7 separate regions of the Mus musculus genome follow, and all the other regions are linked to region 7. Evidence: chromatin loops called from intact Hi-C (ENCODE). Cell type or tissue: heart. All regions are shown on one strand.

Region 1 (4,000 bases), 75 kb after region 7:
GTGGTTTCTAGTTTGTGAGTTCTACAAGGAGCCCAGCTACGAATATTCCTGCATGTGACTTCTTGGCAGATGCAGAAACAAACTTGTTAGTTATACACCCAGATTCCAGTTAATGAAGGTGACCATATTCAGCTTTCGTGACACTTCTGTTTTTACAGAGGGACTGTACCCATTTACCATTTCAGCAGCAGTGTAGGAGAGGTTCAGTAGGTCCATAGTCCCCCCTCACCCCAGCACTTGATGGTGTCCGGCTGTGATTTTAGCCGTTCTGTGTAGTGCTAATCTGATGATGAAGGGGTCAGGCATCTTTTCATGTGCTCCTTTGTCAGTTGGACCATCCTTGGTAGAATGGCAGTTCTGAATATTTTCCCTACGTATTTATTGGTTTTGTCTGGTGATTTAGAGAAGTCCTTTTGCATATAGAAATTCTTTATCAGTTCCGTTTATGGCTTAGATATGAAATGTCTCCCAAGAGTTCCTGTGCTGACAGAAAGTGCAAGCTCCCAGTAAAGCTGTTGAATTGAGAATGTGAATCATTCCACGGCGGTGGAAGGAAGGGCAGCAAATGATGTCTGCAAAGAATACACAGGTTTTTAGCAAATACAGAAGTGGATGCTCACAGTCATCTATAAGATGGAACACAGGGCCCCGAATGGAGAAGCTAGAGAAAGTACCCAAGGAGCTGAAGGGGCCTGTAACTCTATAGGTGGAACAACAATATAAACTAACCAGTACCCCCAGAGCTCATATCTCTAGCTGCATATGAATCAGAAGATGGCCTAGTCGGCCATCATTGGGAAGAGAGGCCCCTTGGTCTTGCAAACTTTATATGCCCCAGGGCCAAGAAGTGGGAGTGGGGGATAGGGGAGCAGGGCGGAGGGAGGGTATAGGGAAATTTGAAACGTATATAAAGAAAATATCTAATAAACATAAATAAATAAATAAATAAATAAATAAATAAATAAATACACAGGTTTTGTTTTGGATTCAAGAAATCACTGAAATGGTCAAGAAGTAACTGCCACTCATTAAAAGCCTTTTTTTTTTTTTTTAACAAAAGCACAGTTAATTTGATAAAGAACAATGCCCCCCTCAACACTGGGACAAATGCTTCAGACTAAGGTTCTTCACGCTGCCCTGTTTTTTGAAACATTGTCTTGTGAAATTAATATCCTTACAAAATGTCTTTTGAGGGCCTTTTGTCCTGTTGAGTCTCCATGACTCATGTAGGGGAAAGCTAGGGCACTGAGGTGGGAGCGGGTGGGTGGGGGGGTGGGGGGGGGAGCACCCTTGTAGAAGCAGGGGGAGGGGATAGGGTGTTAATGGAAAGGAAACTGGGAAGGGGGAATAACATTTGAAATGTAAATAAATAAAATAACCAATTTTTAAAAAGAAAAAGAAAAAAATGAAGAGATTAAAAAAACAGTCTTTTGGAAGCACTGTTATGGTTATATGAAGATAATTACAGATGTTAAAGGTTGTCTATAATTTATTTTCATCAAAATAAATTATAAACAGTTAAGTTTTGAAAAAATTAAACATTTGTATTTTGTTTAAAATTTTATGCACACACACTTTTCATATGCCGAAAGCTTGATTTCCAAAACACTCGTCAGAGGTGGAGTTTGGGGAGAAGTAGTTAGAGCATAAAGACTCTGATGTCATCCATGGATCAGTCCCTTAGAGAAGTCATGAGAAGACAGACTACTGGGAAGTAGTGGAAAGGAGGAAGTAGGGCTGATGCAGGAGGTGGTGTGTACTGTCCTGGTTAGATTTCTGTTGTTGTTGTTGTTGTTGTTGTTTTGTTTGTTTGTTTGTTTGTTTGTTTGTTTGAGACAGGGTTTCTCTGTGTAGTCCTGGCTGTCCTGGAACTCACTCTGTAGACCAGGCTGGCCTCGAACTCAGAAATCTGCCTGCCTCTGCCTCCCAAGTGCTGGGATTAAAGGCGTGCGCCACCCCCCACCCCCGGCCTGGTTAGATTTCTATTGCTATAATGAAACATCATGACCAATGCAACTTGGCAAGGAAAGGGTTTATTTGGCTTACTCTTCCATATCATTATTCATCAAAGAAGGAAGTCAGGACAGGAATCAAACCCAGGGCAGGAACCTGGAGACTGGAGCTGATGCAGAGGCCATGGAGGGGTGCAGCTTACTGGCTTGCTCATGTCTCCTTTCTTATAGAACCCTGAACCTCCAGCCCAGGGATGGCTCCACCCCCAATAGACTAGGCCCTCCCACATGGCACCATGGCCTGGGTTCTCCCCCATCAATCACTAATTAAGAAAATACCATTCAGGGCTGCCTATAGCCCATTCTTACTGAGGCATTTCCTCAACTGAGGCTCCCTCCTCTCCTGTGACTCTAGCTTGTGCCAAGTTGACATAAAACTAGCCAGCACATGTACTGTGCCTTCAGCCCCTTGTGTCTGTTGGCGCCTTGTCACCATGCGAGAGCAGCTTTGGCACCAGTCTGTGAACTGTAATGTTCTACCTTAGCACAGCCCAGAATATGGAGCCTGTGACCAAGGACTGAAGCCTGAGGACTGTGAGCTTGAATAAGTCCTTGTTCTCTCCAGTTGTTTTCTCTGTGTAGAGAGACTATCTTAGAAGAATTACCTATCAATAAAGAAGCTGATAGCCAATATGCTGAGGTAGGAAATAGGAGGTGGGTCACTATCAGGAAGTGAGAGGATTCTGAGAAATTGTAAGAGTATAAACGAGAGACCTTTGTGAGATGGGCTGAGGAGACCGATGTATACCAGCAGGAAGATGAACTCAGGGAGACGCTGGGGAGATGCTAAGGAAACTGGAAGGAAGAAGTGAAGTGGACCACGACTGAAGATTAGACTAGTTTAAGTAAGGTAAAAGCTAGTCAGGGAATAAGTCAAAGATATGGCCTAGGCATTTACTAATAAATATTTCATCTCAGAGTCACCATTGGGGGGACCTAAGTGGCTGGGGAGAAAAAAAATTATAATTATTTTTACACCTCATGTGTATTGTCACAGCCTGGAAATCCCCAAGAAAAGATGAAGCTGTCATCGCCAGAGCTCAGTGGTACTGATGGCTTTCCTCTCTCTCTGGCCTGGGAAGCCCTTCTGGAGAGAGGCTCTTCCCCTCTTCCTTCAGCTGGGAGAAACCGAAAGATGAACTAGAAAACAGAAAAACAAAAACAAAAACAAAAACTGCCCCCCCCCCCCCGCTTTCCTCCTTCCCTCTTTTTCATCCTCTTTAAACACTTGGCTGAGTACCTACTGTGTGTGCTAGGCCCCAACCTGAGGTCAAAATGAACCCAGTGAATACACAGCTCTGTCTGCCCGGGTATCAGTCTCCATTGTGCATGCGCATGCGCATGTTGAAGGCTGTGGGTGACAGGGTGACAGAGTGTGAGGTTAGGGTTGCACTGTGGGGCTGGAGGAGTAAGCTTTCTCTCTACCCCTGCACTCTTCCTCCTGCAGACACTACATCCCCAGGTGGACATCCCCTGAGTTCTGTTCTCAAGAAGAGATGTAGCTTTCAGGCTGCGGTTGCCAGGCACCCCAAAAGATATCTCCTCCCCTTCCTGGCTTTTGTTTTGTGCAAGCTCATTATGCTGGATTACCTGAGAGAGGCAGGAATGGAGGGATAATAGAAATACCTTGAGACAAGATGAAGGGGTGTAGCTCCTCTCAACCAGAGACGGAGCCTACTTGAGGTAAGGACTGTACCCTGAGAGGGGTGGTCATCTCACTCGGGGTGGTAAGGCTCTAAATATTTGCAAATTGCAAACACTTTCTCACACACAAAGAGGGAGAGGGGAGAGAGAGAGAGAGAGAGAGAGAGAGAGAGAGAGAGAGAGAGAGAAGTTGCTGAGGGTTGTCAGCAGGACACCTACAGGACCTGACCCTGATGACACCGCTTCTGCAAATCCCCGAAACACTGGCTGGGGTGGGGAGAGGCCTGGACTCAGCTGGGGTAGAGTCCTAGACCCCTTTTCTAACCTGATCCTGTTCATGCCGA
Region 2 (4,000 bases), 68 kb before region 7:
TACTCCTCCTTAATGACTTTTCACACTGCTATCATTTTTGCAGAATCCTTCTACTCCTGGAGAAGGATTAGCAACTTTGAGTGGCTGCTCCTTAACATTCAGGAAGTGCAGTTTACATATGGGAATGATCAATCACTTGCTCCAGATGGTAAATGTATTTCTTTTCACCAGAAACGGAGCAGCAAACATTCAAATTCATCACCAACACAACATTTAAATTCGCATCCATTTCAACCTGACATCCTTAATGGGCTGGTAAAATGGAGATCAGCGTTTTATCCCGAGCTTGTTGACTGTTTGAAACAGTTTATAGAAATGAGAACTTGGGATTAAAAATTGTTATTAAAGCCAGGTGTGGTGGTGTGTGCCTTTAATCTCAGCACTCAGGCAGCAAAGGAAGGTTGATTTCTCTGAGTTCAGGGCCAGCCTGGTCAGCACACTGAGTTCCAGGCCAGCCAGGGCAATATAGTGAGGCCCTGTCTAAAAGCTATTAAACAACAACAACAACAACACACACACACACACACACACAAACATTGCAAAATTAAGAAAGTATTCTACTGTCTACTAGTTTGCTGCCATCATGAACAAGAGTCACATACAGACCACCATGCTAGCCAGGGTAAGCAAAGTGCCAGGATGGACGAGTGGTTTGTGGGACAGTGCACACAGGTGCGTGTGGAATTTATCAGACACCAGTGGCTCCAATATCTGCAGCATGAAAGGCCCTATGCTAGAGGGTGATGTGCTTACTCTACTGGGGTCAGAAAGAGAGGCTTGGAGGCGGTGCTGATCTTGCTGCTGGATCCTGGATATCTACCAGTTGGCCCATGGGGTGACCTACAACTGTTAAAGCATTTGTATTGTATGTTAAAGAAAGAGGAAGAAAAATAGCCTTACTATTTGCAATTTTCAAGTACTTATCTATGTCCTGTGTGTGTGTGTGTATGTATCTACACATGCACCTGAAGTATGTATAAAAGCCAGATACTGGTGTCTTCTTCAATAATGTCCAACCTTAGTTTTAGAATCAGGGTCTTTCATGGAAGCTGGAGTTGGATGACTGTCTAGACTGGATGGCCAGGGAGCCCCAGGAATGCTCCAGTCTCTGCCTCCCCAGTGTTGGGAGATGAGACAGGGGCCACTGTGTCCAGCTTATTATGTGCATGTTGGGATATGAACTAAGGTCATCATATTTGCATCGTAAGAGCTTTCATCGTAAGAGCTTTACCGAATGAGTTGTCTCTTCAACCCCTCTATGGCTTTAGGGGTATCTCGAAATTCTGTATTCAAAATAAAAATGTAGTAGTTTATGTTAGCATATTTTTAAAAATTATTTTAAAAATATTAGTTTTAATTTGTGTGTGTATGCCATATGTGTGGAGATGCCCTTGAAGGCCAGAGGTGTGGAATCCTCTTGATCTGGAGTCACAGGCAGTAGTGAGCTGGGAATTGTTCTGAAAGAGAAACACTGACTCTTAGCCACAGAGCCATCTCTCCAGCCCTAAAATTCTTTGCAAAACATTTCTCTCATTAAAGTTAATATATATACATATATATGAGAATATATATACATATATATGAGAATATATATGTATATATTAGATCTATGTAAGCACACCACTTGTGCTTACCTTCCCTAGGAGTTAAGAATGGTTGTGAGGCACCATGGGGGGTGCTGGGAATTGAACTCAGGTCCTCTGCAAGAGCAAGAAGTGCTCTTAACTGTTGAGTTTTCTCTCCAGTACAAGATGTTTAAATTATGTGCATATGTGTGCCTGAGCACATGTAAGTATGTGTAAGTGCAGTGCCTTCACAGGTCAGAGGAGGGCATCAGATCCCTGAGAGCTGGAATCACAGGTGTTCCTGAGCTGCCTGACTTGTGTACTGGGAACTGAACTCAGGTCCTCTGCAAGAGCAGTATGTACTCTTGACCACTGAGCCATCTCTGATGGTATATTTTTAAAATGTCACTTTTGCCTTTTCAGTTTACAAACAAAACAACCCTCTTAAGAACAGTGTATTTTCTTCTGGATAGTACTATGAGAGAATTAAAACTCATAGAATCAAAGACAAAGTTCCTGATGAGGTAGTGAGTCATGCAGCTTTGCTGCCTGAGCCCTAAGTAAGAATTCCTGCTCCCATCCAGACACTGCCCCCCAATTGCCATCCACTCAAGAAGTCCATTCTATTTCCCTTCACAGTGAGATTCATGCCCCACCTCCCCCGTTAGTTTCTCTGAGGTCTGTGGATTGTAGCATGGTTATCTTTTATGACTCATATCCACTTATGAGTGAGTATACACCATGCTTGTCTTTCTGGGTCTGGCTTACCTCACTCAGAACGATCTTTTCTAGTTCCATCAATTTGCCTGCAAATCTCTTGATGTCATTGTTTTTTTAAAGCTGAATAACACTTCATTGTGTAGACATACCATATCTTCTTCATCCATTCTTTGGTTGAGGGACATCTGGGTTGTCTCCAGTTTCTGGCTATTACAAATAAAGCTGCTATGAACATGGCTGAGCAAGCATCCTTGTGGTATAGTGAAGCATCCTTTGTCAGGAGTGGTATAGCTGAGTCTTGAGGTAGGTCAATTCCCAGTTTTCTGAGAAACTGCCATTTTGATTTCCAAAGTGACTGGGGATGGAACAGGAGGGATCAGGTATGGGGAGGATAGAGGTAGAGAGCACTGAGAGAGACAACTGGAATCAGGGGTGGGGGGGCATCTCTGGGACAAACTCTATGGAAACTCTGAGGGTGACCCTAAGACTCCTAGCAATAGGTATAGGGAGCCTGAACTGGCCATATCCTGTAACCAGGCATGTATCCAACCCAGCCACAAAACCTTAGATTTACAATTTGCCCTGCCTAGAAGGTGGTGCAGAAATTGTGAGAGTAGCCAATCAATGGCTGGTCCAGCTTGAGACCCAGGCCAAGAGAAGGAGCCTACCCTGATACTGCCTGGAGGGCCAGGAACCTGAGGCTGGATAGCCTACAGATACAGGATAAAGTCAAACATGACTGGTTAAAGAAAAAAAAAAGTCCATGAAATGATGCCTAATGGTATTTTCACAGCCCAATTGTCATCAAAGAGGCTTCATCCAGTAACTGATAGAAAAGAAGCAGAGATCCAGGCAGAGCTTGGGGGATCCTGCATTAGAGGAGGAAAGATTTGTAGGAGCCAGAGGGATCAAAGAAACCAGAAAAAAACCAACAGAATCAACTAACCTGAACCGTTAGGGGCTTACATAGACTGAACTGCCAACCAGGGAGCCTGCATGAGGCTGTCCTAGGCCCTCTGCATTTATGTCACAGTGATATAACTTGGTCTTCTTAGCGATGGGAGCTGGAACTGACTCTTGACTCTTGCCTGCCTTTGGGACCCTTCCATTCTACTGCGCTGCCTCATCTAGCCTAATAGGAAAGGAGATGCCTCCTCTTGCTGCAACTTGATATACGACTGCTGGTTGATATCCATGGGAGACCTGCCCTTTTCTGAAGAGAAACGAAGGAGGAGTGGGTGGGGGCAGCGGGGGATTGGAGGGAAGGACTGGAAGGAGAGGAGGGGGTGGAAACTTTGGTCTAGATGTAAAAAAATAAAAAAAACCTCTGCCCCATTTGTGTTTTATAAGCACCTGAGTTGGGAATTCCAGTGGTTATCAAATGATCACTCTGTGCTCTGTGTGAAGAGCGGTTATTATGGATATTATGGATTGAATTGTGACATCTTGCCCCCAAATTGGCATGTTGAAGTCTTAAGTCTCAACATATCAAAATACGACTGTATGTGGAGATACATATAAAAACAGGGTCATAGGACTAGTCCTTAATCCAGTGGGACTAGTTTCCTTATGAGAGTAGGACAACACAGACAACCACGTGGGGACATGGGAAGAAGACAGAAAGAGGGAAAAGCAACCTCCAAAGCAATGGATTCTAGCTACGACTTGATTTTATAGAGTTCTCATTTCTGGCATTGAGAATGCGAATGCGAATT
Region 3 (4,000 bases), 81 kb before region 7:
GTTGCACATTGATCCCCAGAATCAAAGTAAAAGTATGTGTGCGTGCATGTGTGTGTGTATGTACGTATGTGTGTGTGTACTTAAGGCAGGGTCTTATATAGCCCAGGATGGCCTTGAATGAATGCCCTGTATAGCTATAGATGACTTTGAATTTATGATTCTCCTGCTTCTGTCTCGCACATTCAGGTATTTAGGATGCAGCATCAAGCCTCATTTGTGTAGTGCTGGGGATGGAACCTACGGCTTTGTGGATGCTAGATAGCCATTCTACCAACAGAGCTACATCCTCAGCCCAAGGATCTTAATGTAGGGTTGCTGGAAAAGTTATATTGGATTCCAGGGTAGAATCAGAAGTGACCAGGCAGGATTAGAGTCAGAGCAATCGATCTAGCGACAAGTGGGGGTTAGATAGATGTAGTCAGGCCCTAAGGGTGTCTCTTAGAGCTTGAGAGGCCAGCCAGTGGTGTCTCTCCAGAGCTTTGAAAGGACTCAATTCTGTAGGCATCTGAGTTGAGCATAGTGAAGCCGATTCTAGGCTTCTGAGCCTCAGGACAAGAAAAGAATGAATTCATATTATTTTAGGTCACTATATTTGTGGCAATTTGTGATACCCACTGATATCAAGATAAGCAGGCCTTTACCTGGAAAGGCTCTTTGGAGACCCTGGCAGAGTCCCCTTGAGGGAAGTGAAAACTACATGCTGGCCTCTAAGTACAAAGGTTTTTATTTAGTAGGTGTGAGCTGGCAGGGAAGCTGTTCTTCTAACAGGCCCCTGAGATGCTGAGGCCCTGCGGCCACCACAACAAACCGTGTTGGGCTTCCAACTCCCCCACACTCACAGCTGTCTCCCAGTCCTGTTCACACACAGACTCGGGAGTTAACTTGTTAAATTGCAGGTTCACATGTTCACTGCCTAGCTCCTCTCAGAGAATGACAGGTCCCTGGAAGCAGGACCTTGGCTTTGGTAGGGTCCCCAGGTCTGAAACGGAGTCTCACCACATACAGCCAGTGAGCACCTGCAGCCACATTGACGAGTGAATCCTAGGTGCCGTTCCTGATGCCACAGACATGAATAAGCTCCCACGGGGGTGGAATGAGGTTGAGAAGAAAGGGGGATGAAAGGAGTCCTCGAGTCTTTCATCAGAAAAGGGCTGCAAAGGTGGAGGGGGAGAGCTTAGAGACAGCCCGGCTGCCAGAGCGCTGAAGACAGTCGTGGCCCCTGGAAAGTGGCAAGGAGGGAATCCTAAACACGGAAAGCCCTGGACAGGGCCCCGGGATGACAAGTTCTAGGTGGCAGACTGAATGATATCGGGTTGTAAAGACTCAGCTATGTAATTTTCCCTCTCTTGAGACACTGCAATAATTTACGAAACTAATGTGGGTATGTTTGAAAATATTTATGTCAAATCTGAAAAAGTGTAAAGAAACTGAAACTTGAGCTGAGCGTGGTGACACGTGCCTTTAATTCCAGCATTTGGGAGGCAGAGGCAGGAGGATTGTAGTGAAGCCAGACTGGTCTCCATAGTGATTTCCAGGCTAGCCAGGGCTGCCTTTAAAAAAAAAAAATCTTGGAGAGGCATTGGCTTGTTCTGCGTCTCCACGGAATGAGGTGTCTGCGGCAAGACGCTGGAAAGAACTTCCCTCTGCTCCGCCATAGGAAAGAAGGAGGAAAAAGAGCTGATCAGTTGATGAGGAGAGCAAGGAAGCACCCTCGTTTCTGTGCTTCCCCCAGCATCCTCCGAGTGACGCCTCCGTTCTCCCACTTAGCTCCGCTGAGCCTCCACTGCCCTGCAGGTGGCGCCCTCGTGACGGCTCACACAGTCGCTCTGCTACTGCGTTTTCCAGGGCTCCAAACTCTCCAGCCTTCAGCTCCAGATTGACTCAGAAACCTCTGGCCTGATTTGAAGCGGTCTTCCAACTCCACTCCGTTGAGTTAGGACCCTGCCCTCAGCACTTTTGCTAGGGTGAGACAGATCAAATCCAGAACTGACCCGCAGAGTAGAGACCACCCCCAACTCCCAAGCTCTTGCTTTCCCTTCCACCCTAAAACAATTCAAAACACAGCAGTCCCTCTTCTTTAGACTGTTAGATCAAGAAGCAGGCAAATGCTAATGGTTACTGCTACACTGAAGACACATGTGACCAGGAATTAGGGAAAGTATCTTAGAGGCGACAGGGCAGCTCACTGTTACAACTGCAGTTATTTCATTTATATAAAATATTTGCTAAATTTTAACCAATTTCTAAAAGTTAAATTGGGAAGCTCAGATTTAAATATTTTTTTATTTCAAGTTTTGACATTTACTACAGATAATTAGAATTTTTTCCATTTCCATCCAACAGATACTTATTATTTATTTACTTTGTTTGTTTGTTTGATTGAGACAAAGTTTGTCTGTGTACTCCTGGCTGGCCTGGAACTTGCTCTGTAAACAACTCAGAGATCTGCCTGCCTTTGCCTCCTGAATGCTGTGATTAAAGGCATGCACCACCACATCTGGCTAAGATATGCTTCAATAACTCAGGAAAAAAATCATTTCCACATACCATTTCTAAAGAATTTTTACACCTGATTTAATTTCCATGATGAAAGTGCATTTAAATGTTCTATTCTGAGTATAGCAAATTTTATTTTTTTTAAATATGTATATACATCTGGGGTGAGTGTGTGCGTGGGCGTATGCCTGTGGAGGTGGGAGGGCAACTCTTAGGAATTAGCTATCTTCTTCCACTGTGTAGAGACAGGCTCTCTCTTATTTCCACTGTAGAGTAGCCCAGACCAGGTGGCCAGTCAGCTTCCAGGCAGTCTTCCTGTTTCCACCCCCACCTCACTGTGGGTGCTGGGATTATAGATGGACACTACCACATCTAGCCTTTTCTTTTTAATCACTTATTTTGTGTGTATGAGCTTTTCAGCTGCATGTATGATCTGAACACCACTCATGTGCCTGGTGTCCAAGGAGGTTAGAAGAGGGCATCAGATGCCCTGGATCTGGCCTTACAGGTGGTTTGGGTACCAAACATGGGTCCTCTGAGAGCAGCTAGCGTTCTTAATCATGGAGTCATCTCTTCAGCCCTGCACCTTGTTGGTGAATTTGATTTTAGCTGTTTTATTGGGTTCTTATAAACCCTTCCTCTGTTCCAATGTTTACTCCACCCCATCCCTTCCAATCTCCCAACAAGAGAGAGAGAAGGTTAGAGAGAGAGGGAATGTAGACCTCTTTTGATTGCTTCCTCAATTAGGGACATTGAGTTCCTTAGGGCAAGCTCAAATCTTCTCATCACACTGCATCAAGAACAACTGGGAGCAGCAACAGCAGCAACCCCAGGCCCTCTCAGGCTCTCCCATTTATACTATCTTCGGATTCCCACCCCCCTCGCCACCCCCACCCCCTGATTAAACTATCTGCAGCTGGCAAAATCAGCTCCTGCTAGTGCACGAGGCAAATCATAAATACCCGCCGAGAAGCAGCCTCTTATCCCACACCTGGGATTGAAACAAAAACATCCACATAACTTGATTTTTAAAGAAACCAAAAATTATCACAGCAGCACCTACCTTTCATTTTTAATGGGTTCTAGGGATGAAATGTAGGTTGTCAGGCTTGCTTGCCAAACACTTTTACCAGCTGAACTATCTCGTTGGCCTCACAAATAAGTATTTTCTGACTCTTTGGATCACTGAAAATGAGTACAAATAGAGATCACGAGGGAAGGGCAATTATGAAAGTCCAGGGACCGAAGCAGAGGTCATGGAGAACTGTTGTTTACTGCTTGTTCCTCTGGCCTTCTCTCTTATCAGCCCAAGACCACTGACCTAGGAATAGAACCACCCACAGTGGGCAGTTGGGCCTTCCCACATCAAGTAGCAGTCAAGGTCACTTTGATCTGGACAGTTCCCCAGGTGAAAGTCCTACTTCCCAGATGACTCTAGGTTTATGAAGTTCACTGCTGAGGCTAAGCATGACAAACATACATGCTAGCCTCCCTGAGCTGAATT
Region 4 (4,000 bases), 84 kb after region 7:
GAAATTCCATTCCGAGGGGCAGCACTGACACAGTGGGATCAGATACTGCATCTCATTCAATATGCCTCCCAAACGGCAGGGGGATGGACTGGATGAGCTCGGAAGGCTTCTGTGTTCTTTGCTATTGTGTACCCAGCCCTGTCAATTGGCTTCCAGCAGCTTACTCTGAAACCTCTAGCCTTATAATCTCTGAAACTCTGAAACCTCTAGCCTTATACTCTCCTGACCAGCTAGCCACGTGATGTTTTCCCCCTTTGAGTATAAAAATAGCATTTATCTTATTCCTAAAAAAAAAAAAAAAAAAAAAAAAAAAAAATTGGCCATTCAGAAAGCCAACACTAAGTTATGATGCTCACATATAAAGCCTGTGTTAACGTGGTAGCTATTTCTGGCCTGTCTTTTTTTCTAATCATATACATTTGAAACTCCTGAGACAGGTTTGTTCTGGGAGCCTTCTGGGGAAGGTGAGCCAGAAAATTACTACCTCCAGGTATTCATTTGCACCCTAAGGTTGTGGCTCTCTTCGAGGGTGCTCTATTGAGCCACAGAGAAATCTGGAAAGCCTACAACGACCTGTGACCTAAAAGGAGAGATACTCCATTGCTGTAACAAATGTTGTGACAGAAAGCAATAAGGGAAAGAAAGGGTTAAACGCCTGACAAGTATAGGCTGCCACCGTCATTTCAGGAAAGTCTAGGCAGGAACTCAAGCAGGTAGTCACATCATACCCAAAGTCAAGAGCAGGAAGAAGTGAACACACCCATGCTGCCTGCTGGCTTTCGTCACTAGGCACAGTGTAGGGAATAGCGCTGCCTACAGTGGGCTGGGGACAATTCACAAACCATAGTCCCTTATAGGCATGTCCACAGGCCTCAGGTCTCAATAATTCCTCAATCAAGACTCTTTTTCCAGGTGACTCCAGACTATAGCAAGTTGACATTTAAAGCCAGTCAGCACAGGTTTCTCCCCACACTAAAGGAGATCCAAAGACTTGATTTCACCTGGGACTGAATTGTGGTTCTGTTTCAGTCTTCCCTTGTCTCTTCCTGGCTATTCTGTGGCTCTTCGCCTCTTTCTCTGCAGACACTTACTTATCTTACCCTCTTCTAGGAAAAGATATATCTTTCTAAACTAGTGAGAAACCCCGAAGCCATCTTTTTTTTTTTTTTTTTTTTTTTTTACTTTATTGGATATTTTCTTTATTTACATTTCAAATGTTATCCTCTTTCCTGGCTTCCCCTCCGAAAACTCCCTCCCCCTATCCTCCCTCCAGCCATCTTCTCTTTTTCCCAGCAATGAAATGGTCACATCTCTCCTCTACCACTCTCAGCCACCACTGTACTACACTGTACACCAGCATGTTTATCCAAGGAGAGGTACAGGGCTGGGGGTGGGGGTTGTTGGGGTGCAGTGTGGGGAACACTTCCCCTTAAACTACAGCTGCTTTGCCCAACAGCGTGTGTATCTGGAATAAAGTACATATCTCTATCCAAAGACTAATTCCTTCCAGGAAAAATACAGTCTCAGAAACACCACTTGACCACATAAGAAATTAATATTCTTTTTCTAACTGCCCTCATAGCTCAGCTTCCTGTGAAAAGACACTCTGACCTTGTGACCTCAAGACAATATTTACCTCCCCAGTCCCGGGTTAGAAGCCAAGATAGCCTTCATTTACTTGATTACAAAAACATGTGGCTCTGAGTTGTTTGGAAGGGAAATAGGAGTGGTCTCGGGAGGGCCTCAGAGCAGGGCGGGGCTGCCTCTTGTCCTCAAGATGTTTTTCCCCTAGGTCCTTTTGTTCCCACAGCCCAGGAACAATAATTCTCCTCTTCTTTCTCATCCTCCTTGTAAATTTCACATGCATTGGCGGTTTGCCTGCATGTATGTTTGTATGAGGGTGTTGGATCCCCTAGAACTGGAGTTACAAACAGTTGTGATCTGCCTGGGGTGCTGGGAATTGAACCTGGCTTCTCTGGAAGAGCAGCCATCTCACCAGCCCCACAATTTGTTCCTTTACATGCTTGAAGTTGTATAATTTTGCGTCCTCTTTTTTTCTATGAGAGCATAAGCATCCTCCTAAGACTTTGTTGTTGATGATATTATTATTATTAAACCCAAGGTCTCTAGTAGCTCAGGCTGGCTCCACACTCACCATGCTGCCAAGGATGACCTTGAACTCCTGATCTTCCTGTCTCCATATCCCAGGTTCTGGGATTACATATGCAACACCAAACTCAATTTCTGTGATGTTGGGAACCCAGGGCTATGAGCAAGCTAGACAAACCCTCTGAGCGGTACATCTCAGTGGATGTACCACTGAGGTACATCCTCAGCTCCCTTGCAAGTATTTAAGATTCTCTAAATGTCTTGGCTTATATGAATATCATTTTCGAATTTTGATTGTTTTTTGAGATGCTAGAATTCAAACCTAGAGATCTACCTGCCACTGCTGCCCAAGTGCTGGGATTAAAGGCATATGCTACCCCCAGCTAGAAGCACCTTTTGTTTATTTGTTTGTTTGTCTGTCTGTCTATTTGGTTTTGAGATAGGGTTTGTTTGAGTAGCCTTGGTTGTCCTGGAGCTCATTCTATTTACCAAGCTGGCCTCAAACTCAGAGTCCCACCTGCCTCTGCCTCCCAAGTGCTGAAACTAAAGATGTGTGCCACCACTGCCCGGCTTAGAAGCACCATTTTAAAAGAAAGTAGGGCATTTTAAAAAAGGATAGAGCTGAAAGACTCCGAGAGGAGCCCCTCGCTCAGGCCTTGGGACAATAGGGGACACCCAAGAACTCACGAGAGACCAAGCTTGATGCAAACCACATGAGGCTTTATTCGGGGAAAGCCAAAGCTCTGGGGATGACTCATATCCCACGCAGGGGTAGAGGAGTCGACTTCGAGGGGAAAGTGGTCCCAGTTTTTATAGGCCTTCAGGGGGGAAAGGAGAAGAGGGGAGTAGGGGATTTCCAGATCTAAACAATGTCTATTCTCGGTATGGGAGGGGTACAAGGAAAGAGTCTGGTGCAGGTGTAGCAACTCCAGATTGGCCTCAACTGTGGTTGCTGGGGAGATTTTCCAACTCTTTCCCAGCAATCAATATCACAAACACCTGGCAGTGAGGTGCAGCAGTGGGCACACACCTGGGTTCAAGGAACGGTCAGAACATTGGCAGACACACAGGTTCTAGGCGCTGCCAGAGCATTGTGCACCTCTATTTTTCTAAATCAGTGGAGCTAGTTCTACTAACAATGAAATCTATTTTGCCAATTTCAGGGCTTCTGTGACCTTTTACATTCTGTCAGGATCTTTCAGAGCCATAGTTCTGGAGTTTACTTTTACACTTAAAGTTATGTTTATGTATTTTATTTATTTATTATGTGTAAGTGGGTATGCACACACCAAGGTGTGTTTGTGGAGGTCAGAGTACAACATTTGTAAGTCACTTCTCTCTTTCCACCAAGTAGGTTCAATAGATCAAACTCAGGTTGTGAGACTTGGTGGCAGTCGCCTTTCCCTGCTAAAGTATCTTGCTGGCCCAACAGTTCTGGGAGTTTTTGAGCAGAAAGTCCTAAGGACTGGAGAATCTAATAATATTCTTATTAAAGTAAAATCATAAGATCTTTAAGCTTAGCAGTTGCTGGGGACTTTGCACAATGGTGTTGACTGAAAGCAGCTTATACTGGATGCCTGCAAATGTTGCTGTGGGTGGTCAGAGTTGCATGTAGGAGGCATTGAGGCAGGTGAGGCTGGAACTGTTAAGTCAAGAAATAGAGCCTAAGAGGAATCAAGGGGGAAGAATAAAGCCAGGTAGGATGGATGCAGCATCTGCCCACTGCTCCCATCAGTCAGAGCTGGGGAAGAGAACCCAAGACCCGGCATCTAGCATACACATGGGCCACTGGGCCTGAGGACAGGAGTGGAGAGGCCTGCAGTAGCCAATTCCTAACTTTGTAGGGTATGAACCACATCATCCCTATGACCTCCATAGAGGGTATTGCTGG
Region 5 (4,000 bases), 160 kb before region 7:
TGAGTCCCAAGTGTAGGGGTAGGCGAAGGCCAGGACCCGGAGTAGCTTGCAGAGCCGGGGCTTCTGGAGTTCAAGAAACCTGCAGCCAGGGAGGATGGAAGCTTTTCAGGACCTCACACATATGCCCACGGGTCATCAACAGAGGACAAGTACTTTCACATACTGTACAGTCATGCATGGACTAGGACCATGGACCACAGCTTCTCACGAGCCTTTCTCATCCCTCCTACACTGGTGGAAATGACAAGACCTCAGCGAAGAAGGAGAAACTTGCTCTAAGAACATGAAACGTAATGGTAGGCAAACCAGGATGAGGACAGAGGGGATCAAACAGCAGAGAAGTTTTAGAAGGTGGACACCACAGAGACAGGAAGTGGCCTCAAGCACAAACCCCAGGTCTCACATTCTACAGAAACAGAGATGAACCCAAGCAACTGGAACCACCCAGGTGATGGCCACACAAAGACCTGGATTCAAGGAGGTGCTGGATAATCCAGAGGAGTTTCTAAAATATTTATGCCATGCACAAGAACACCGGCCTGGGGAGAGTGACTATGCAGAGGGTCTGTCTTTCCCTCTTCCCCAAGCTGTCCCACTACCCTCCAATGCAAAGACAGAATCCAAAAGGAATCCATTGCGCTTACTGTTTAGAAGCAAGAGACAGGAACTTTCTAGACTGGTCACCACTGGGGACCTAGAGAGGGGCAATAGCTTTAGACCTTCAGCAGTACAGACACTCAGGCTGGCTACCAGGAGGTCAGGATTTAGCAGGGAGACCCCATACAAAACTGCAGCTCTGGGGCTGTAGATGTAGCTCAGCTAGTAGAGTACCAGGATAGCATGCAGGAAGCCTTGGATTCCATCCTCGGTGCTCATAAGCCAGACATGGTGACACTTGCCTGTGAGTCCAACACTCAGAGGTCAAGGCAGGTGGATCAGAAGTTCACGGTCATTTTTAAAAAAGATTTATTTTATTTATATGAGTGCCATCTCTTCAGACTCCTCAAGGTCATTTTAAATATATTTTATATCGTGAATTTGAAGTCAGCCTCGTCTATAGGAGACCCTGAGTTCAAAAACCAAAACAAGGGCTGTAGAGATGGCTCAGTGGTTAAGAGCATTGACTACTCTTCCAAAGGTCCTGAGTTTAATTCCCAGCAATCACATGGTGGCTCGCAACCATCTGTAATGGAATATGATGCCCTCTTCTGGTATGTCTGAAAGTGGCTACAGTGTACTCATATACATAAATAAATAAATGAAACAAACAAAAACCAAACCCAATTACCTTCATGATTACACTACAACACTGGGGAAGAGGCGGATGCACTGTGGCTCCACAGGGACACCCCAGATTCCAGTACAGGCTGGACACATCAGGATCGCGCTGCCCTGGCAGGTTGCCTCTAAAGCTGTGTCTGACCTGTCCCTCCCTCATAGTGTTGTTATAAGGACTTGAAGAAAAGAGGCACCACGGCCCTTAGAGTCACACACAGCCCAGCTACTAAACAGTTGCTATGAAAACAAACCCCTCCCCTCTCATCACAGCTATGTTGGAGCAGAAGGTAAGAGCAAGAGAGGACAGGTTCTGGGTGGAGGGTCTAAGGAGGAGCTGAGAACAGACACAGCTAGGATTTGGCCCAAGTGCCCCTGCCTGCCCCTGCCAGGCCCAGCCTCAGTCTTTCTTCCCCCAGGGGCCCATAACCCCAGCAGAAGCTGTCCAACCACAGCAGTGCGGTTATGTATCTGCAGTGCCTGGGCCGGGCTTACTCCTAAAAGAGTGCTCCTTGTGGCTGGCCACTTACACGCAAAGAAAATCGGGCTCTGACTTGTGGAGGGCTGTGCCCCAAAGCATGGTTTCCTGTGACTTGTCACCAGGCCTGAAAAAGTACTTCCCCAGGAGGCAAATGAATCAGCCTCTCCAGCAGCAAAGCTGGGTCTGCAGGGGACAAAAAGTAGAAGAAGCAAAATAGAAACAGAGGCAAAAAAAAAAAATCCAAACCACAGAAGAGGGGGGGCCACTCCCAAGGTGCAATTCCACATCTAGCCACAGGATGTCACCACAGCCAGAGATTCCTGGAGGTAGCAGCCCTGGCCCAAGATGCCTCCAAAGCACTGCCAAGCACAGCTGGTTTACAGGCCTGAGGACTGAGAACTCTGCCCATTGAGTCAGTAATCCTAAGACAACCTGTGTGTCTAAATGAGTGCCATTGAGCCACTGACATGACCTGCTTCTCTTGCTCTCTGTCCTGCTCCATAGAGCAGTAAGCTGTGTGTGTGTGTGTGTGTGTGTGTGTGTGTGTGTGTGTGTGTGTGTGTGTGCGCGCGCGCCTTTCCTATTCCTGGAACCCTCTGAGGGCACAACCTTACTCCACCCACAGTGCCAGACTTTTCACATGGGTCCCAGAGCCCAGGCAGCCTTTGAGGAATGTTGGTTAGGTGAATGGGCACAGTAGCCCAGATGTACTCTCAGGATCAGCAGAAACAAAGTACGTCGTTGTCAAGGAGAGGAAGCCCCAAACATGGGGTCACAAGACATTCCTGGGTCTGTGCCACATGTCTTCATCCAAATACTGCAGGCATGCTAAATATACAGCATCCACCGTGGACCTGCATGGTCAGGGTGGGGTGTGGGGGAACTCTGGACTAGAATAAAGCAATGTATCCTGGTGGTAACAGGTAGCCAGGAGCTTTAAAAACTTAATTTAAAAGGCTGCAAACATCCCAATAGGCTGCACTCTGTGCTCTTGGGAAAGAAGTCTTGACCCACAGATCGTAGGGACTGCATCTTTCACACCCATGCGCCATCTCTACCCCTACTAAGCACAACATTTGCTCTCTCTGGCCCCCAGTTCTGAATACCAGAGCCATGAGGAGCTAAGGGACCAACTACATAGGGACAATAACTGACCCAAAGACCAGATGCAGGGTCTACCCAGGAGCCCAGGCAGCCAGAGGAAAGGCCACCCAGGCACACTGCACCTCTGTGCTGTGAATATGCCTCTGACCAAGTATTCACCTCGCTTCACCATGGCACAGACGCTGTATACTACACAGTTTAACGCCTCCTGGAATTAGAAGGACCCAGTGATCCAGGAGCAGAGACTTTATTTCCTGGCTCTACAGGTAGATTCAAGCTCCATCCAGCTTTCATGGAATTCTGTGATTTCCAAGAAAATCAGAGAGTCTTTCCGCATCTTCCAAGAATATGAGAGAGCAGTTCCCCAGGGATGATGCTACAGAAAATTCAGTGGGGCACACCAAGCAAGACACTTTGACTCCCAGGGAGAGCAAACTATGCCTGCCTCTAGTCCTTCCCAAAAATTCCGGCAAAAGGAGGAAAACCTGGGTAAACCTATCGGATGCTGCAGAAAAATCTTACCCCCCCCCCCCATAAAAAGAAAGAAAGACACAATTTGGCAGGTTCCCCACAACCTGGGTGTCACTCAGAGCAAACTAGAACCAAGACCATACCAAAGAGGAAGCCCTTACTATGCCTGCTTCTCCCTGGAGAGGGGACAGTACAGTTGGGGGTACAGAGGACACACATGCAACCCTAGTACCTCTCCTGGCCTGCCACTTCTTAGCACTATGTAGATAGGGCTGTCACCTGGCTACAGTCACCTGGAAGGTTTCCTAAGCAACCGAGGAAGCCTGTGCTTTCAGGCAGGCCACTTCTGCAAAGAGCAGTGTCAACTAGCACAGATACTCCCATGACAACGCGGCTCACACTCCGCCCCACAGAATCTTGCATGAAAGGAAAAGGAGTAACAGGATTAGAGACAGGGAGCTGGCATGACTCACGGCCACGCCTGAAGGCTCTTCATCACCCATCAGTGCACGGAGAGCTGGCATGACTCGTGGCCACGCTTGAATGCCCTTCATCAGTGCACCTAGAGATGCCATTCCCACCCATCCCTGTGAGAGGAGGACAGCCTGGTTCTGAGGACCTCTCCCTGTCCATGCCTGTGCAGGCATCCTCTGCATATGACTGAGAATC
Region 6 (4,000 bases), 230 kb after region 7:
AAAGAAAAAACAATCTCAGGATAGAATAGACAGGACCTCAGTGTTGGGATGTAGCCATGCTAGTAATACTGCCTAGAGCCACTCACCTAACCCTGCCTGAAGTTCCTTAAAGATAGCCAACCTCTCTGTTCTGTGGATGGATCACTTAGGACTCAGAGTCAGCCTCCCAAGGTAGTCTGTGGACAGGAGAGAATGCAGGTTCTGTAGTTGACCAAGGCCCATACATGACCTATATTACCAGATCATCCAGGGAACCGGTAAAATGCAAATGTCTGGGCTCCACCCCCTGGGTGTGGGCTTAGTACCAGGTCACCATGGTTCGCTCTTTATGCTGCTGAGTTGAAAACAGTTTGTATGTCTAACCACTAAGAGATTTGGGAATCTGGGAGCGAACCTTTGAATGATCCTCCTCCCTACAAATCTCGCTCGTCGAGTTAACAAAGTTGTATTAATGAGAAAAAAAATTGTACTTATTTTGAACTTGATCAATAAAAGAATTAAGAGGGAGATGTGTATCCTTTTGTTATAAAAGCACCTGTGTTATGTTCTCAATTTTGCTTCTTGAAGTTTACTACCTGGAAAGTTAGTTCTCTTTGTTTAGCAGGCAGGGGAGGTCCCTGGGGTCCTGTGCTTTGTTCTTTTAGGAATGTGGCAAGTCCTACATTTGATGGTGCACTGTGAATTTTCCAAGACCTTCTGAATATGCGATTAAACAACTTTTGATCCTCATAGAAATGGGCTCCCGTTCACAGGCCTTCATGAGAAGTTGTTCTCATTCCTGGCTCCCTATGGAGCAGTCCTCTCTGTCTCAGAGGTAGAGAGGAGGAAATTTAAGTCCAGGGCTACTGAAGTTTGCAAAGCTGCTTGCTGTATACCTAGTGACTAGTGAGGGTCAGGACATATCACCACAGTCCCCAGGTCACCCTGGCACCTCCGTCCCAGGCCTGCTGCTGGGGGGGGGGGGGGAAGACAGCACATAGCAAAGCAGAAATGGCTTTGGGTTCAAAACCTTTGTCTAATTGCCTCTTAATGCTTGGGCCACTAAGCAGAAGTGTGTGGAACGTGAAGTTCCCGGCAGCAGTGTCAGACCCTGTCCCCTCCCTGGGCTGGGGCCACATTAGCGGCCTCTCAAGGTGACTTACTTGGGACTGGTGCAGTTAGGCATCATCCGTGCAGCACTGTGGGAGAGGTGCCTGACTCAGTACTAACTCACCACTCTGAAGAGCCAGGCAGGAGCTGTCTGCCAGCTGTCTGCTCTCCTCTCCTCTCTCCCTTCTATGTCGGAGCCCAGGGCTTGTTGCTGAGTGGCTGTGGTGGGGGTCTGATGGAATGAACTTGGCCTAGCATTCTGGCCTGAATTCTGACCTGAGAGAAGCAGCTCATTGCTACGGTGTCTAAAAGGGTGTTTTCCTTGGAGCATCCCCTTTTAGGCTGTGTCTCTTGGGACCTACTCTCCATCGGTGCTCAGCACCTGCTTCCCATAGACAGGTAAGAAGAAAAACATGAACCAGACTTGAGTTTTTTTTTTAAACATATTGATTTTTAAAAATTTTTTAGATATATTTATTTTTATTTTATGTATATGAGTACACTGTCACTGTCTTCAGACACACCAGAAGAGGGCATCAGACCCCCATTACAGATGGTTGTGAGCCACCATGTGGTTGCTGGGAATTGAACTCAGGACCTCTGGAAGAGCAGTCCGTGCTCTTAACCTCTGAGCCATCTCTCCAGCCCCTGACTTGAGTCTTATATTACATTGGCATATAATTATACAACAAATACTGAGTTAAAGAGAGGGCTCCTGACTGGACCGGAGGTAGTTATTCAGAACATTTCAGTGATAGAATTGGTTGAAGCCATGTGAGCAAAACACCCATGGCCTCAACACGTCCAATTCCAGACCTGGAAACTGCCTCCTAGTATAGAACCACGTGTCCCAGTGACACCGGTATCTTTCTTCACGCCCTGTCCTCTGCGGTGCTCCACAGCACCTTCCGGGAGGTCCCTTCAAACTGATCTTGTTTTTACTCTGTTCTGTGCAACTCCCCTCACCCCTGACACGCCCAGTCTACCATTTTCTTTACCAAACTGGCTCCAGGCAGTAGGTCTAAACGATGAGCCTACTTGATCACTTACTTACTCCAGCGTGGATTGCAGTCCCTGCCTTTCTCCCAGAGGTATTTGCATTTTGAGAGTCTGGTTTAGTGAGGAAATTATTGAGAAGAACCATTAAAGACTTGGACGCACTTCTCAGCTTGGTCATTAACTTGAGTTGGACAAGGTGTTCAGCTTCTCTCCTTGTCGTCTAAAATGGAGTGGGAGGGGGGTCGGGCTGGGGTTGTAGTGACTGTTGTAGTTGTAGTAATTGTAGTAACACAATTACTAGAGTTCTTATCTAGAACATACAGAGCCCTAGGTTCTGTTTTTTGTACTTTGTAAGGCAGATGTAATGCCAGCACTTACTGCAATCCCAGCACCTGGGGGGGGGGTGGAGGAGGGAGAAGTTGAAGGTCATTCTCTGCTCCATATCAAGTTCAAGGTTAGCCTGTGCTACATGTGACCCTGTCCAAATAAATAACCCGAGGGTGCTGAATTCAAGCCCAGTGGTGTTCAGATTTTTTGAACCCACTAGTAACAGGATTCACACCGTTGCTCAGCACATGCATATTATTTTTTAAAACGTGAACACTTTTGATTCATTGAAAAATATGATAGCTCAGACTCATAAGTTGATTTCACTCTATTACCGTTTGGAAAATATTAAAGGTTGGAGATTAAGCTTCCTTCCACGGTTTTGCCTTTTGGTGTGGGGCTGGAGCTTGCCCTCCCGAGCCTTGTGTAGTGTGTGCAGCAACACAACAGGGCTTTTCCCAATTTCCCAATTTCATGGCAGCTCACTGCTGGGTCCTCTGGTCTCCAGCTGCTCTCTGGTCTACCCCAGACAACCTCATGGTAAAAGTAGCCATTAGCTTAAGTGTGTATTCTCCATGGTGCCTGCAGTTATTGGCTACACCAGTTCTCCTTGCTACCGCGTCCCCTAGCCCCTCCTGCTGTGCACTATGAAGAGCACCCACACTTTCTTTTACTGAGTCAGAGCGTTTTAGAGAGCGGTGCCTGGTACGTGCCTGTCTCTCACTCCCAGTCCTGGCGAGTTGCCTCACAGTGTGGACTGGGGTCTCCAAAGTGAGGCTGTCACCACCAACAGTCTCAGGCACCAGATGCGTCACTGCCGATGTGCTAGAGTGTGCGAGCTGGCAGGCGCTTAAAAAGAGAAAGTGAGGCTTGTGAGGTGGCTCAGTGGTAAAAACACTTGCCACGCGGCCTTGACCTGAGTTCAGATCCTCAAAACCCACATAAAAGCTGGAGGTGTGGAGATGCGACGTGGGCAGCTGGAATCCGGGGCTCCAGACAAGAGGCTAGGCAAACTCCGGAAGGTTGCTGCGGGCAACAGAAAATCAACAGGGCCTGTCTCAAAAAAGGAGGAATTGAAGGACCAGCACCTGTTGTTGCACGTGTGTGTATACACACACACACATACATACATACATACACACACACACACACACACAAAGGCTGACATTAAAGTGGTACTTGTTTCTGTAGGAAAGGAGGTTTGAATCTGGAGATGGCATCCAGATGCCACTGTCTGTTCGGGATCAGCTGCAGCAGTGCAGAGCAGCCCAGCCCTTGGCTCTGCACTGCCTTCCCACCAGGGTTTCTGTAGAGGTCGATGCCTATCCACTCTATCCACTGCCCTCTCTCTGGAAGCTCCTTTTTCACTGCACATCTGCTGCTTCAGGCATTCTCTCAGATCGCCTCCTGGTCCTTCACCTTCTCCCAGCCTGCGGCAGCTTCCGTAAGAAATGCCTATCTCCTGGTTTCCTAGGAAGTCCTTTCCCTGCAGTGTGTGTGTGTGTGTGTGTGTGTGTGTGTGTGTGTGTGTGTGTGTGTGTGTGTGTGTTTGCCTGTGCATTTGCATGGGTGCCATGCTCCTAGA
Region 7 (4,000 bases):
TAAATGTGCCTATGTTTGACCAAAGAATAAAAAAATCTTTCTGGTCAGTGTGCAGGCACACACACACAAATACTTTCTATATAATCAAATACCCAGTATCTTTCAAGTGTTTAACATTTAGCTGTACATTTTTTATCATGTTGTGCTCCCCACCTCACTTGTCCATGTACCTCCCATATTGTTTAGGTAATGGAAAGACTTTTGTTTTTCATTAGTACAAACAGGCAAATGTAGCAACACTGACAAAGGCCTGCAAATACTGTATAGTTCACAAGCTTGCAGTGTAGAAAATGTTTTTATTTCTGGATTTATCTAATGTTCTTTCGAGCAACATTGCTCACTGAAATGAATTCAAGGACTATTAAAGTTTAAAGTCAGACAGCTCTCTACCATCCATTCCCCTCCTAAGTACACCTGCAAACATGGTTAAGTTCCATTTGTGTTTCTACAGATTTTCTTCATGCTTACATCACAAAAAACATTTTTCAAAGAGGCAACATTTAATTAATGTTCAAACTCTACTGATCAGAATTTAATTTTTGAAAAAATAATTTTGCAGGTATAGAGCTCAGCTTCCGGTTATCTCAACAGATGTTAATCATAACTCGGGATTATTTAAGGAAAAGAAATGCTGATTCCCAAGGACACTGTTTTCCTCATCAGCACTGAAATGTCATCATGGTTTTATTTATCTGTTGCTTCCTTCTTGACATAGGAGGCATTACTGCAATCATAGCATCATGACGCCTAACAGATGATCCTGCCTTTGCTGATGGGTTAGTCTATGCTTATTTTGAAGTTTGAAAGCCTTGGGAGGTAGGGATGGAGGGAGAGAGGGAGAGAGAGAGAAGAGAGAGGGTCTGGAAGAGAGGGAGAGAGGAGAGAGAGAGAGAGAGATTGAGATTGAAGCTTCTGAAATTTGGCTACTTTGTCATTTGTCTTTCAAACTGAGTTTTTGGGCTTTGGTTTCAACCAAATATTTGCTCAATTGATCAGTTTTGATGATCATAAAAGATGATCCCATACTTAGGTGTGAGAAAATGAAAACTAACCTAATACCCAGCCCCAAAGCCCAAATTAGCACTGCAGTACATTCCTTTGTTTGTTTTTACATGATTGCAAAATTCAAAGCTTTAGTAACTTGTCCCCAATCTTTCTAATTAAAAAGACAGAAGAAATTATCTTTAAAAAAAACTGACAAGAAAAAGACTGACAAAGCAAAGATACTTCAATTTGCCTGCTTATATCATATTTTCTGTTTACAAGCACCTCAGCAATGTTTCCTTAGACTAAAGTGACATTAGACTGCCTAACCAGGAGAATTCTCAGGCAAATGTACAGACATTCTGACACACGTTTTTAAACCACTCACAGGCAGATACCTATAAGTCATTTTAAGTTCCACCTAAGTCTGGCAGAGTCTTCAAGAACTCTGTAAGATTCAAACCACGGTAAAAACTGATGTACCAGAATTCTCTAAAGAAGCTCAATAGGGCATCATTAACAGGTTGCCAATGACGCTTTTGTAGAAATCTGGACTTGAGACATACATACATAATATGCTACACTTTTGTTTTTAATTACCCCTCTTCCACAAAACCTTTAGAAAGGATGCTTCTTGGCACTACCTAACACCCAGGCAAATTCAGGACAGATTTAACCATGCAAGACCATCAAACACTACCTAAAACAGAAAGCCCAAATCGCACAGCCGCCCTACCCTCAGATCTAAACCCTCACTCAACAGTCAGGTATTCCAGACAACATGCTCAAGTCTGGTATCGCTCCTCTCCTCTCCTCCGGAGATCAGAGCTCCGGCGACACCAGCGCGTCCCCAAAGGTATCCTGGGGCAAAGAAAAGAAAACTGCAGAACAAGCCCACTGTGTCTCCAACTAGGCAACTGCCCCGATCAAGCGTCCAACGAAGAAGCACTGAGTTAAATCTCATCGAGAAAGAGAGAGAGACCAGATCGAGACCGTCAGATACCGAAAGCCACAAGCAGTGCCATGGGGTGGCTCCTGAAACCGGGTCTGGCACCCCTGGAGACCCAGAGACCGCTGAGCCGCGCCCACACGGCAAAATCACCCTCCTTGTCGCCCCGAAAAAGAATGGGGACCATCACGCACAGTTACCGCCCCCCTCTGGGCGAAGCAGAAACCCCAATACAAATGTTGGTCTCCCCATGCACGCTTCCCGCCCCCACCCACACCCACCCAGTCCGTTCCTTCCCGGGAGGGACACGGGCATCGTCTTATCACCCCATGGCGACCTTAAACAAACCCAAGTCTCTGGAACCCTGACATCCTCCTGCTTTACCCCAGGAATGCCAAGCGGACCCCTCTCCGCTCATAGGTCTCCCCGTGCCCTCCGGACAAGGCTAAACTGTATCCCAAGCCCCTCAACTGCACGGGATCGCCAGAAATGGTCTCCAAGTCCCAGAACCGCGCTATGCCAGCACCCGGGCTCTCAGGCAGGACACAGGACGCGCTCCCGCGACCCTAGAGACCCGGGACCGCCTGGGCAGCCACCCACCCCCACTCCAAAGCCAAAGAAGCCCCGAGACCCCAGCCCCCGCCGCGTCACCCAAGATCCCCGCACTCGGAACGCCGCGCATCCCCGGGAGCCGCCCCCGTCGCGAGCCCACTTGCCACGGCCGCCCCTCAGCCACGACACGACGAGCTCCCTCACCTGAGGCGCGTCGGCGGACGAGCGGCCCCCAGAGCCCTGAGGAAAACTGAAGCGAGCGGCAGAGACACGGCGGCCCAGGCCTGCGCTGCCGCAGCTCCAGCCTCTCGGCGAGGAAGCGCTCGTGTGAGGAGAGCCCGCCCGCTCGGCGCGCTACTGGGGAGCCGAGCCGCCGCCGTGCCCGCGGCTCTTCCCGCGAGATCCCAGCCACGGTAAGGGGCGAGGCCATGCCGGGGAGGAGAGGGCGGGACGGAGGCTCTTCGAATGGCAGCTCCGTCAGCCTGTTAGATTCGGTGTAGAAGGCGGGGTCACCAAGAGGAGGGGCCATATTAAGGGGAGGAGCTATGATGAGGGGGCGGAGAGTCCTCGAATGACAGTTCCAAAAAACCAATCAACGGTGGCAGCGCAGAAGGCGGGACTCGCATTCTCCTGTGACCAATTGCAAAAGAGTAGAGCTAATTCTCCCCGCCTATCATCAATAAATTGCGGGCGAAGGTGTTGCTGACCCGATGTCAGTTTGCTACCTGGGCAGTTGCAGAGGTACTTTAGATGACGTGGTTTGGGCAAAGTTTGGTCCTCTTCGGCCGCCGTAGAGACACTTAGCGGAGAAGCTGAACTAAATAGTGCTTAAACCGAAGAGCTGTCCGTGCGTTTTCACTGCTCTCTGAAGTGAACAGGGAGGTCCCATCTGCCAGCCTGAAGACTTACAGCCTCACTTTACTCACTTCGGTCTCCTCCTTTAGTGTAGCTTTCTCCCATTTCGGACTCTCTTCCGTTTTTATTTCAAACGGCGATGATATCGTCACGGGTGCTTTAAGCTCCAACCCAGTTTATCTGGTCCAACAAAGGACCTTTCTAATTCATTTGTGCGTTCTACTTAAAGTCTTCCACAAAGATGAAGAACGAAATCTCAAACGAGTGCTAACCTAACAAACCCGAGAACTTGTATCTTTACAGACCATAGGGCCCAGTAATGTTTAGCACAGGTAGGGTATAGAGCATTCAATAAATCTAAAAGGAAGGAATGGAAACTGTGGTGCTTATCTGTACTGGCTTCAGAAACTGGGCTTTCCTAGCCTTTCCCATTCCCCCCTCACATTTAAGTCCCTTCACTCATTATTATGCCTGCCCTGTAGCTTTCCTTCATCTTCCCCTAGTCTCCCTTGCCCAACACAAAAAGTAGCCTTACTCTTTCTCAAGGTTAACTCCTGCCCTTGTGCACTGGACCTCAGCCAGGCCCAGACTCAGTCAGCTCCCCCACCCCCACCCCCACCCCCATTATCAATTTTTTAGCCCCTTTATCCCCAGAACACA

Evidence for each region. Hi-C counts contacts between places; a loop is a spot of excess contacts. Peaks named below come from ENCODE experiments on the same cell type or tissue, not always from the same donor. Only the 100,000 strongest peaks of a DNase experiment are listed, where the experiment ranks them.
Region 1: a loop joins it to region 7, with 1.9 times the contacts of the local background. A loop is called at or near these places in 3 of 42 quality-filtered maps.
Region 2: a loop joins it to region 7, with 2.0 times the contacts of the local background. A loop is called at or near these places in 14 of 42 quality-filtered maps.
Region 3: it touches region 7 in a loop (4-fold over the local background); 14 of 42 quality-filtered maps call a loop at or near these places.
Region 4: it touches region 7 in a loop (1.9-fold over the local background); 4 of 42 quality-filtered maps call a loop at or near these places.
Region 5: a loop joins it to region 7, with 1.8 times the contacts of the local background. A loop is called at or near these places in 5 of 42 quality-filtered maps.
Region 6: a loop joins it to region 7, with 1.8 times the contacts of the local background. A loop is called at or near these places in 4 of 42 quality-filtered maps.

Annotation. Positions count from the first base shown.
Region 1 is chr9:62,195,265-62,199,264 of GRCm38, forward strand. No RefSeq gene overlaps it. Among named protein-coding and RNA genes, the nearest start is that of Gm35227, 31 kb to the left of the region's middle. In heart, no CTCF peak of the experiment used is centred here; no DNase peak of the experiment used is centred here.
Region 2 is chr9:62,052,205-62,056,204 of GRCm38, forward strand. No RefSeq gene overlaps it. Among named protein-coding and RNA genes, the nearest start is that of Paqr5, 27 kb to the left of the region's middle. In heart, a CTCF peak has its summit at 1,828 (motif pointing right); no DNase peak of the experiment used is centred here.
Region 3 is chr9:62,038,575-62,042,574 of GRCm38, forward strand. No RefSeq gene overlaps it. Among named protein-coding and RNA genes, the nearest start is that of Paqr5, 14 kb to the left of the region's middle. In heart, a CTCF peak has its summit at 1,797 (motif pointing right); a DNase peak (open chromatin) is centred at 1,807; H3K4me3 peaks cover 202 bases; H3K27me3 peaks cover 434 bases.
Region 4 is chr9:62,203,770-62,207,769 of GRCm38, forward strand. No RefSeq gene overlaps it. Among named protein-coding and RNA genes, the nearest start is that of A730043L09Rik, 38 kb to the right of the region's middle. In heart, no CTCF peak of the experiment used is centred here; a DNase peak (open chromatin) is centred at 1,712.
Region 5 is chr9:61,963,746-61,967,745 of GRCm38, forward strand. It overlaps Paqr5 (progestin and adipoQ receptor family member V), which reads right to left. Exons shown (of 8, transcript NM_028748.2): 6 at 1-79. Among named protein-coding and RNA genes, the nearest start is that of Gm35152, 11 kb to the right of the region's middle. In heart, a CTCF peak has its summit at 2,054 (motif pointing right); DNase peaks (open chromatin) are centred at 1,926, 2,396 and 3,766; H3K27me3 peaks cover 476 bases.
Region 6 is chr9:62,346,245-62,350,244 of GRCm38, forward strand. The region is part of intron 1 of Anp32a (acidic (leucine-rich) nuclear phosphoprotein 32 family, member A); the gene reads left to right. Among named protein-coding and RNA genes, the nearest start is that of Gm20346, 3.6 kb to the left of the region's middle. In heart, a CTCF peak has its summit at 1,619 (motif pointing right); a DNase peak (open chromatin) is centred at 1,997; H3K4me3 peaks cover 1,106 bases; H3K27ac peaks cover 3,004 bases.
Region 7 is chr9:62,119,796-62,123,795 of GRCm38, forward strand. Glce (glucuronyl C5-epimerase) reads right to left here and starts at 2,814. Exons shown (of 5, transcript NM_033320.5): 1 at 2,690-2,814. Mir5133 (microRNA 5133) reads right to left here and starts at 2,799; the gene lies at 2,723-2,799. In heart, a CTCF peak has its summit at 2,124 (motif pointing left); a DNase peak (open chromatin) is centred at 2,996; H3K4me3 peaks cover 2,776 bases; H3K27ac peaks cover 2,187 bases.